Linked DNA regions of Mus musculus: region 2 is linked to region 1. A link is a loop called in an ENCODE intact Hi-C map of the cell type or tissue named here. Cell type or tissue: left cerebral cortex. All regions are shown on one strand.

Region 1 (4,000 bases):
AGCCTTCAGAGTATTTTGATTTCTTGTACTGCTGTATGTGGTTAACAACAAAATAATTTAAATCACCCGACTTCCACCATCTAGATGAGAACTACCACTAGCTTTCCCGAGCTATCCATTTAAGCATTAAGATATAAATGAGTGGGCATCTTTTAAGAAAAAGTAGTGGAGGGTTTAATTGGTTAAAATGAGAACCTATGCTCACATAGTAGAGTATGCTTGTACACACACACTGAGCCATGCACATTACACACTTACACACACAAACATATACACTTATGCACACATGCACTTGCACATCCATGTGTGTGTACTTGCCTACGCTTGTGCGCTCTCGCGCGTAACTCCCCCCCCCCAAACACATACACACACACACACACACACACACACACACACACACACACACACACACTGTGTTAGTTGCAGATGTCAGAATAGCAAGTTAGTTACACAGTTCTGGGCAGGTCTCCCCAGAACTATAGGATGCTATAGGATGTTGTTTCATCTCTGGCTTGTCTGTATGAGAATCACCTGAGAGCCCAAGCCTGAGCCAAAGTATGAGCATCTGCTAGCTGCTCTCTGGGTCCTTATGATGTGTGACTCCACTGGGGCCGAGAGGCCTGCCTCTTTGGACCCTCTGACTTCAGAGACCTGTGAATGAGTAATGGAGTCTCAGATGTCTCATAACTCCTGTCTGCTTAGCCAGCTTCGTCTACACCAAGAAACTGTATCCCTCTATGACATCAGCTCTTCTGAGCTGTTGACATCTAGGTGGAAACTTAATGAGACATTGTGGTCCAGACTGGGAATTCTACCTGGGACAAACTCATTTTAAAAAACAAAACCAATGGACCAATCAAAGCAAAAACCAGCCTGGCTGGTACTTGTGTGATTCCGTGATTCCAGTATCCCAGAGTACTTTGGCTTTTTTTTTCTTTTTATTTCTTTTTTTTATTATTATTAGATATTTTCTTTATTTACATTTCAAACGTTATCCCCTCTCCTGGTTTCCCTTCCGAAAACCCCCTGTCCCCTCCCCCAACCCAAGTACTTTGTTTTGATATTTTCCTCTCCTGGTAAGAATGTCCCAAGCTCAGATGTTCTCAGTTTTGCTGGTAAAGCATGCTACCCACTCCTTGAGATGTCAATTTAACTGGACTTAGTGGTGCCTAAAAGGCCCCAAATTTAGAACCACTATTCTGACTCTTAAAAAGAGGTTCTACTGCAACCCCCTAGGGGTGTGCCTGTCAGTTAAGGGAAAGGGCAGGGCAGCCAGCCATAAACCGACACAGGTCATTGAAATCCCTGAAATCCAGCTGGGGTCAAGTGAGTGTCCAAACTCAATTCAAAGTATTTCCAACCTCTCCCAATCCATTTTGAAAAAGTATAAAGTTAACCGGATTCTGTCCTTGGGGACAACCCCAACGCCACCCCATCTCCCCATATGTGTGCATTCATTTAAGGACACACTCCTAGCTTCAGTCCAGCCTCATCATAGCCTGCTAGGCCTGCTCACGGTGTTCCGGACAAGCTGGACTTTGTGCTCTTTCCATAGGCGCTTGAGACCTTGATCCATTTGCCTTTGCAAAGACCTGCTCTGTTTTCACAGAATATCCTCATCCAACTCCGTCTCATCTGTATGGGCTTGACTTTAGTGGCCTTACCTGCCACTCACTTAAAATACGTTGCTTTTATAGACCATGGTAGTGCATGCCCACAACCCCAGCCCGTTGGAGGTTGAAGCCAGAGGATGAAGAGGTCAAGATAGGCCTGAGCTACTTAGTGAGATACTGTTTCAAAACACAAAATCAAAACTAAAGCCATTCTTCTACGTACATCTTCCTCCAGCCCATGACAATTTCATTTCCTGGTTACCTCGCAGTGTGTAATCATGTTTGCATTATGTACTTGTATAACTCTTACACATCAGCCTCAGGAAGGTGAGACCGTGTCTTTTATTAATGTTTCAGTATAGCTTCCTTCCTGGCTCTTAACTCATCACTTCTATCTAATATATTTTTGTTGAATTGAAATTTTAAGTGATCAGAGGTCCGGTAAAAGTTGTAATGAGCAAGTAAGCCACTAGGTGGTGCCAAGACCATGAGCATAGGCTGTGGTTAGAAAGATCCTATTAAAATACAATTCTGTTGTGCAAAATCCTTGTTACTAAGGGTATTTATGTGGTCTTAGATTAATCAGTACTCCATCTTTTAGAGGGTATACCCATTTGGGCAGAATCCTAATTGACGAAATTTTGTTATGTGGAGTGTGTGTGTGTGTGTGTGTGTGTGTGTGTAACTGTGGTGTGTGCATCCATGCATCAGATTGTAGAGGCCAGAGAAAGATGTTGTGTGCTTTCCTGTACCTCTCTCCACCATACTGCCTTGAGATAAGGTCTCTCTCTGAACCAGAAGCTCATTGTTTGGGTTAGCCTGGCTGACCAATCAGCTCTCAGGATCCAGCTACCTCTGTTTTCAAGTGCTGAGGTTATAGGTCTGCACAGCTATGCCCATGGGCTGTGGGGCTTTAAAGTCAGGTCCTTATGCTTCAGAGCAAGTGCTCTTATGAACTGGACCATCTCCCTAGTCTAGTTCTATGAAGTGTGTGTGTGTTTGTTTATATGTGTGTATTTTTATGTGTGTATGGGTGTGGTTGTATATGGGTGTTTGTGTGTGTTTGTGTATGTGTGAGTTTGTATATGTGTTTCTGTGTGTTTGTGCGTGCATGTGTGGCTCACGTGTTGATGTCAGAAGACAATTTCAGGAGTCACTTCTCTGTGAGATGTGGGGGTTGAGCTCAGGCTTTCAGGCTCACTGCACAGATGCTCTTACTGACTATCTTGCTAGCCCATGGGCTCTCTGAATCTTGAAGATGTCTAGAAAAGAAATAATGGAAACTGTCTTATATAAAGTGTAATGCCTGCTCACAGTATCCAGCCAGTCGAACAGAGCAGAAGGCTTCAGTGACAGTGCCCTCTCTTCCTTTCCACTCTTATTTTTATTGAAGTCACTTATTAACCTTTTGCTTTCTTTTCTCTAAGGCAAACAAACTAGCCTTATGTCTTTAGCTTTCCTTCAGCAGAGGAATCTTCATTGACCCCGTTCTTATAAGCCTGCGGTTGTCCTGGAGACTGTTCATTTTCTGGCCCCTAGCATCCAACTTCTATGGGAGATCAGAAGGAAGCCCCAAGGACAAGTTTTACCTGTTCTCAAGACATTACAACAGGAAAAGATGCCCAAAAGTAGGCCAGGAAAATATGAGATAGAGCCCTCCAGGTCAAGATGACAATGTTCTGTTGTTCTGTTGTATCTTTTGCAGAGCTATGTGAGTGTGCCTGAGTGTGTGTGTGTGGTATGTGCGTGTGTGTGACTTCTTGAGGTGGACTCTGGAACAAGCCCTAGCAGCTGGCATGTGCATTCTGATGTCAGTTTTGCCAGACGCAGAGCTGTAGCTGTCAGGGGTCCAGCAGATTTCCCGATCAAGGGACCTGTCTGTGCCATCTGTGACTACTTCCCACTGTATAGCCACAATGGTCATTAGGAAGGTAGCCCCAGGACCATCACTTGGTCAGAAAATGATAAGCTGGAGTTACCCTGCTGGCCTTGGACTAGCTGTGCGAGGCACTAGTTCTTGCCCAGCTTGCTTGCAGCTTCCACCCACCCCATTTTCTTCTCTTCTGGCTCAGTTGCTTCCCTGTGGGCTTTTTTCTGTTTCTCAGTGAGATGGGGGATGCTAGAGAACAGACTCCGATAGGCTTATGTTCCTGGGATCAGCAGCCTCAGCAATGGGGACTTAGAATCTCAGGTGCCATTCCCAGACCTAGAGGAAACCAAGCATCTGGACCAGATCCTTGAGTGTGATTCCCACAGGCAGGAATGTTCCAGGGCCGTTCACAGAGTCCCAGGTGTCCAAACACTGCTACCACACCACCCTGCTATCACCAGAGCTCCTGGGCACTTGCCAAAGGCACACATTTCTGAGCATCAGCCTCCAGAGAGCC
Region 2 (4,000 bases), 760 kb after region 1:
GCGGGGCCGCTACTAAAGCCTTGGACTCCGGGCCAGGGGCAGCCTGGGGCGGGACGCGGGCTGGGACGGAGCTCAGCGCGCTCGCAGCCGGAGGGTGATGGCCCTGCAGGGCTGCGGGCTCCGACTTTACCCGCAGTCCGCGGTCAGAAACTGGCCCAGGCACCGGGATCTGGGCGAGCTCTGAGCACTCATCCCAACACGCTCGCTCTTTACACATCCCGCTTCCACGGACTGCCGAAGACCAATTACCGCTGTCGCTTTCGCTCCCCCAGATCATGTTCTCGGTTCCCGGGACAACGCGCCGAAAAAGAAGTTCTCCCAGTTTGGACCTCATGACCTTTCCAAGCTGTGCGTCCTGCTGTCCGGACCTAGTCTGAACCGCGCTGCCCAGGCAGACATCGGTTCTGGCGGTGAGTGTCCTTTCCAGGGCCAGGCTGTAGCCTTCCAAAGGAAGGGAGGGATGTGGGTGCTCAAGGGGCGCCCAGGTTCTCAGTCTGGAGCGCTACAAGTTCAGAAAATGAAAGGCAGCCGTGCGGACCCTAGTCCCGGGCCTCGTGTTCTGGCCTCCTCCGGTCCCTGCACGCGACTCCCAGCTAATACACTCAGTTGTACTTTTGTGCGCTGTCCCTTAGTTTGGTTTTGGTAGATTTACGCATTCGGCAAGATTTATAAAGGCCGATCATCGTACTTTGTGGCCAGATCCCATCACCCCGTGATATTGCTCCCCTGCTCTAGAAAGCGGGATCCACGCTTCCTCCTACTGCAGCTCCGGCACTCAGCACGGAAGGGCCGGGACACACGGTGCAATCAAGCCAGCGACTCCGAAGGCGCATTTCACAGGGGAATAGTCCAGTCATGGGTGATTATTTTTTCCAACCGTGTACTGGCCTCTTGCTTTTCCTCCTGCTCCGGTCTTCGCCCAGAGGCCAACAGGCAAGCTTCTCAGGAGCTGAGACGCTTGGGTTGTCGAGAAATAGCTCGGAATGGAGTCGCGGTTGTAGGAAGGAGGCAGGACAAGGTGTTTGTGGAGGCAGCAACGCTGGATCGGTCTCCCCACCTGTGAGCAGAGAACAAAAGAGTTCTGACTGCTTTCGAAGCGAAACTGGGTGCAGACAGCAACTTTCTCTGCTCCACAAATTCCAGTCTTGAACAGAACAAGAAAATGAAATGGAGAGGGAGGGAGCGGAGACAAACCCAGTTTATGCGGAGGGCGCCTTAATTTAATTAACTCTTCGGGAAGGCAGAGGCACGGGGAAGGGGCAGAAACTTCGTGCCCCCCCCCCACTTGACCAAATTCTCCTCCCCCACCATGATCGTAGATCTCTTTCTACTATAGCTCTCTGGCTTTTACACAGTTCTGCTGTGTTTGAACTGAAAATCAGCGAACATAACCATTCATCCATCTGTCATTTTACTCAGAAGCCCATACACAGGGTCTAGCAGATAACGCCGAACGATATTATTATTATTATTATTATTATTCAATGTAACATCACTATTACCAACGATTGGAGAGTCTTTATCAAATAATCAGGACCCCTGTGCTCTCCAGTGTTTTTAAAGTTTTACCAAACTGAAATTAATATGTACTTTGCTGACAGCCAGCGAAATTAAATTTTACAAATCGTCTAACATGCCTGAGAATTCCATTGAAAACCGATGAAAGAAATGTAGCTTTCTCTCCATTGAACCGTTTATGACTTTTCATGGTTTAACTTTCCTCGCAAAATTAAAGGTAACCAGTGGTCCGAAACATGCTAGTGGAGAGATGACAGCAGAGGGCCCATAGTTAGTGCCTGAGATGGAGTAAGTCCGCAGCCCCAACAAAACGAAAGTACCTTAGTTCCATGGGTTGACTTGAGCGATGATTTGACTTACATTGCTAGAGACTAAACAGGGGCGTGGGAATCTGAACTCTCTGGTTATTTATGTTTGGTAGGTGTTTAAGGGCACTCTATTTGTAAAGAGATATCAGAGGGCAGACTGGCTTGCTCTTCCTCAAACCAGATGACTCTTCCTTGCAAAGAAAGCAAACTTTCTATGAAGTGGCAATTTGGGAGTAACAGAAATTATAAGTCTCCTTTCTGCAGTATAAATCATTGGGAAGAGAAGAGTGGCACTCGGATTTCTGTAGACAGAATTAAGATTGTGACCTTTATGGCAAAGTTAACTTGGAGCATTTGGAGTCAGAAATCATCAATTTTTATAGTTGTTCTGTTGTATAGTTGTTCAACAGAGCCATCCTGCCACCTCCGTCTATTCTGAGAACCATGCATTGCCTCCTGCATTTATTTCTAAGAAATCTAGACTGAGAATAAATCCAGATAATCATTTTGATTTCCTCTCCATGCAGGAGAGAGGCTGCCTTTCGACACTAGGGGGAAAATGGTTTGACTTTCTGGAAAATCCTTATTACCTACGGAGACGGAAATAAAGATGAAATTTATTGTTTTTAATTGAAGAGTAAACAGTGATGTTAGTAGAATCTTCCTACACACACACACACACACACACACACACACACACACCATAGGAGAGGGGTTCAGTGTTGCAGCTGAACAGCAGTGAATAGTGATTTGTGTGGTGGGAAAGTTATTACTAATGGGAGTTTACAGTTTCGGTTGAATGCTCTGACTGAGACCCTCCGACTGTTAGACACTTCTCATTAACTCCCAGCCTGAACGCCCAGACCACATACCACCAGGCAGAAGCAGTTCATTAATAAATCTCTTGTCTCCAAACTGTTCCAAACAGTGGAGGAAGGAGGGAGTCCACGGAAGCAGCTAGTTTCAACCTTGCGAGAGCGCTGTGTCATAGCGCAGCCCTCTAAGCCTGCTGGCAGATAGAGTCTCAAACAACCCTTCATAAACGCTATGGGGCAGAAAATTCGGTGCAGAAAGGATTGGGTGGGCAGGGAGAGTAGGGCAGGCCCTAGCGCCCCCCTGCCTACTCCAAAACCTCAGGTGTCCCGGTGTTAGCAACGCCTTTGGACGGCTTTCTTCCTTGCCTGGCGAAGTTCTCAGCTCTAAACCCTGCACCTGGGAGGCCACCCTAGGCGGTGCTGCCAGAACATGTTTATAAAAGGGGGTTGGCTGTGGGAGACTGTGGGCTCACTGTGAACGCAGTTGAGGTGCTCCAGGGTTGCCCCTGTGGACGTGGGCATCAGGCTGTAGGTAGCCTAGGCCTCGCAATATGCAAGGACCTCCTGCAGCTCCTTTCCTTGGCCTCCTCCTGAATGCTCACTTCTTTCCGCTGCTCTTAAGGCTTCCTGGGGGTGCCAGATCAGGAAGCAGCCCCCTTTTTTCTGAGATCCTAGCGCTCGGTTTGGGAAAACAGGGTTCCAGACTCAGGTTCCGCATCCTCACCCGGAGGAACCATGCTGGAGTCTGAACCACCTGGAAGGGATTTTGGTAGGGGGGTGGAGGAGAGGCAACCCCTGAGAAGAAGGGGTGAGTCCAAGCTGAACCCAGTCCCCGAAGTGTCACTTTTCCTTCCTGTGGGCCCGTCACTTCTGATAAATGAGAGTAAGGCGGGGGGGGGGGGGACAAAACAAAACAAAAACAAACAAACAAAAAAACAGCGAGGTCAGCGTGAGGAGAAGCTGAGCCCTGCAAGCCCGGGAGAACATAGTGCTCCCGGTTAGCGCGGGAAAGGCGACCTGAGTGGGGCGCAGCTTGGGAAGAAGCCACACCTGTGGATCGAACCAGGCCTTCGGGTCCCGGATCGGAACCACGACCTGCGGTGCCACAGGGAGCTGGCAAGCTCCGAGAGACAGCAGTTGACTCTGTGGCCTGTGGGCCTTGACCTCTCAGTCCTCATGATTTCCCCACTTAAGAAGATGCGGGTGACAGTGGGACTGACTGGTGCAGCACCAGAGCCCTCTCTGCCCGCCTTTCTTTCCCCGGTCGGAGCCCCCTGTCCTGGAACCCGGCCTTCCTATCACCCGCTCGCCCGAGGGCCTCTTGCTGCCCAAGCTCTGGGAATCTCGGTGCAGACTGGC

The links. Peaks named below come from ENCODE experiments on the same cell type or tissue, not always from the same donor. Only the 100,000 strongest peaks of a DNase experiment are listed, where the experiment ranks them.
Region 2: it touches region 1 in a loop (3-fold over the local background); 6 of 42 quality-filtered maps call a loop at or near these places.

Annotation. Positions count from the first base shown.
Region 1 is chr15:34,533,954-34,537,953 of GRCm38, forward strand. No RefSeq gene overlaps it. Among named protein-coding and RNA genes, the nearest start is that of Gm22208, 4.2 kb to the left of the region's middle. In left cerebral cortex, a CTCF peak has its summit at 2,094 (motif pointing right); DNase peaks (open chromatin) are centred at 2,087, 2,390 and 3,758.
Region 2 is chr15:35,296,058-35,300,057 of GRCm38, forward strand. Osr2 (odd-skipped related 2) reads left to right here and starts at 41. Exons shown (of 4, transcript NM_001368665.1): 1 at 41-410. In left cerebral cortex, a CTCF peak has its summit at 2,369; DNase peaks (open chromatin) are centred at 505, 795, 964, 1,818 and 2 more places; H3K4me3 peaks cover 704 bases.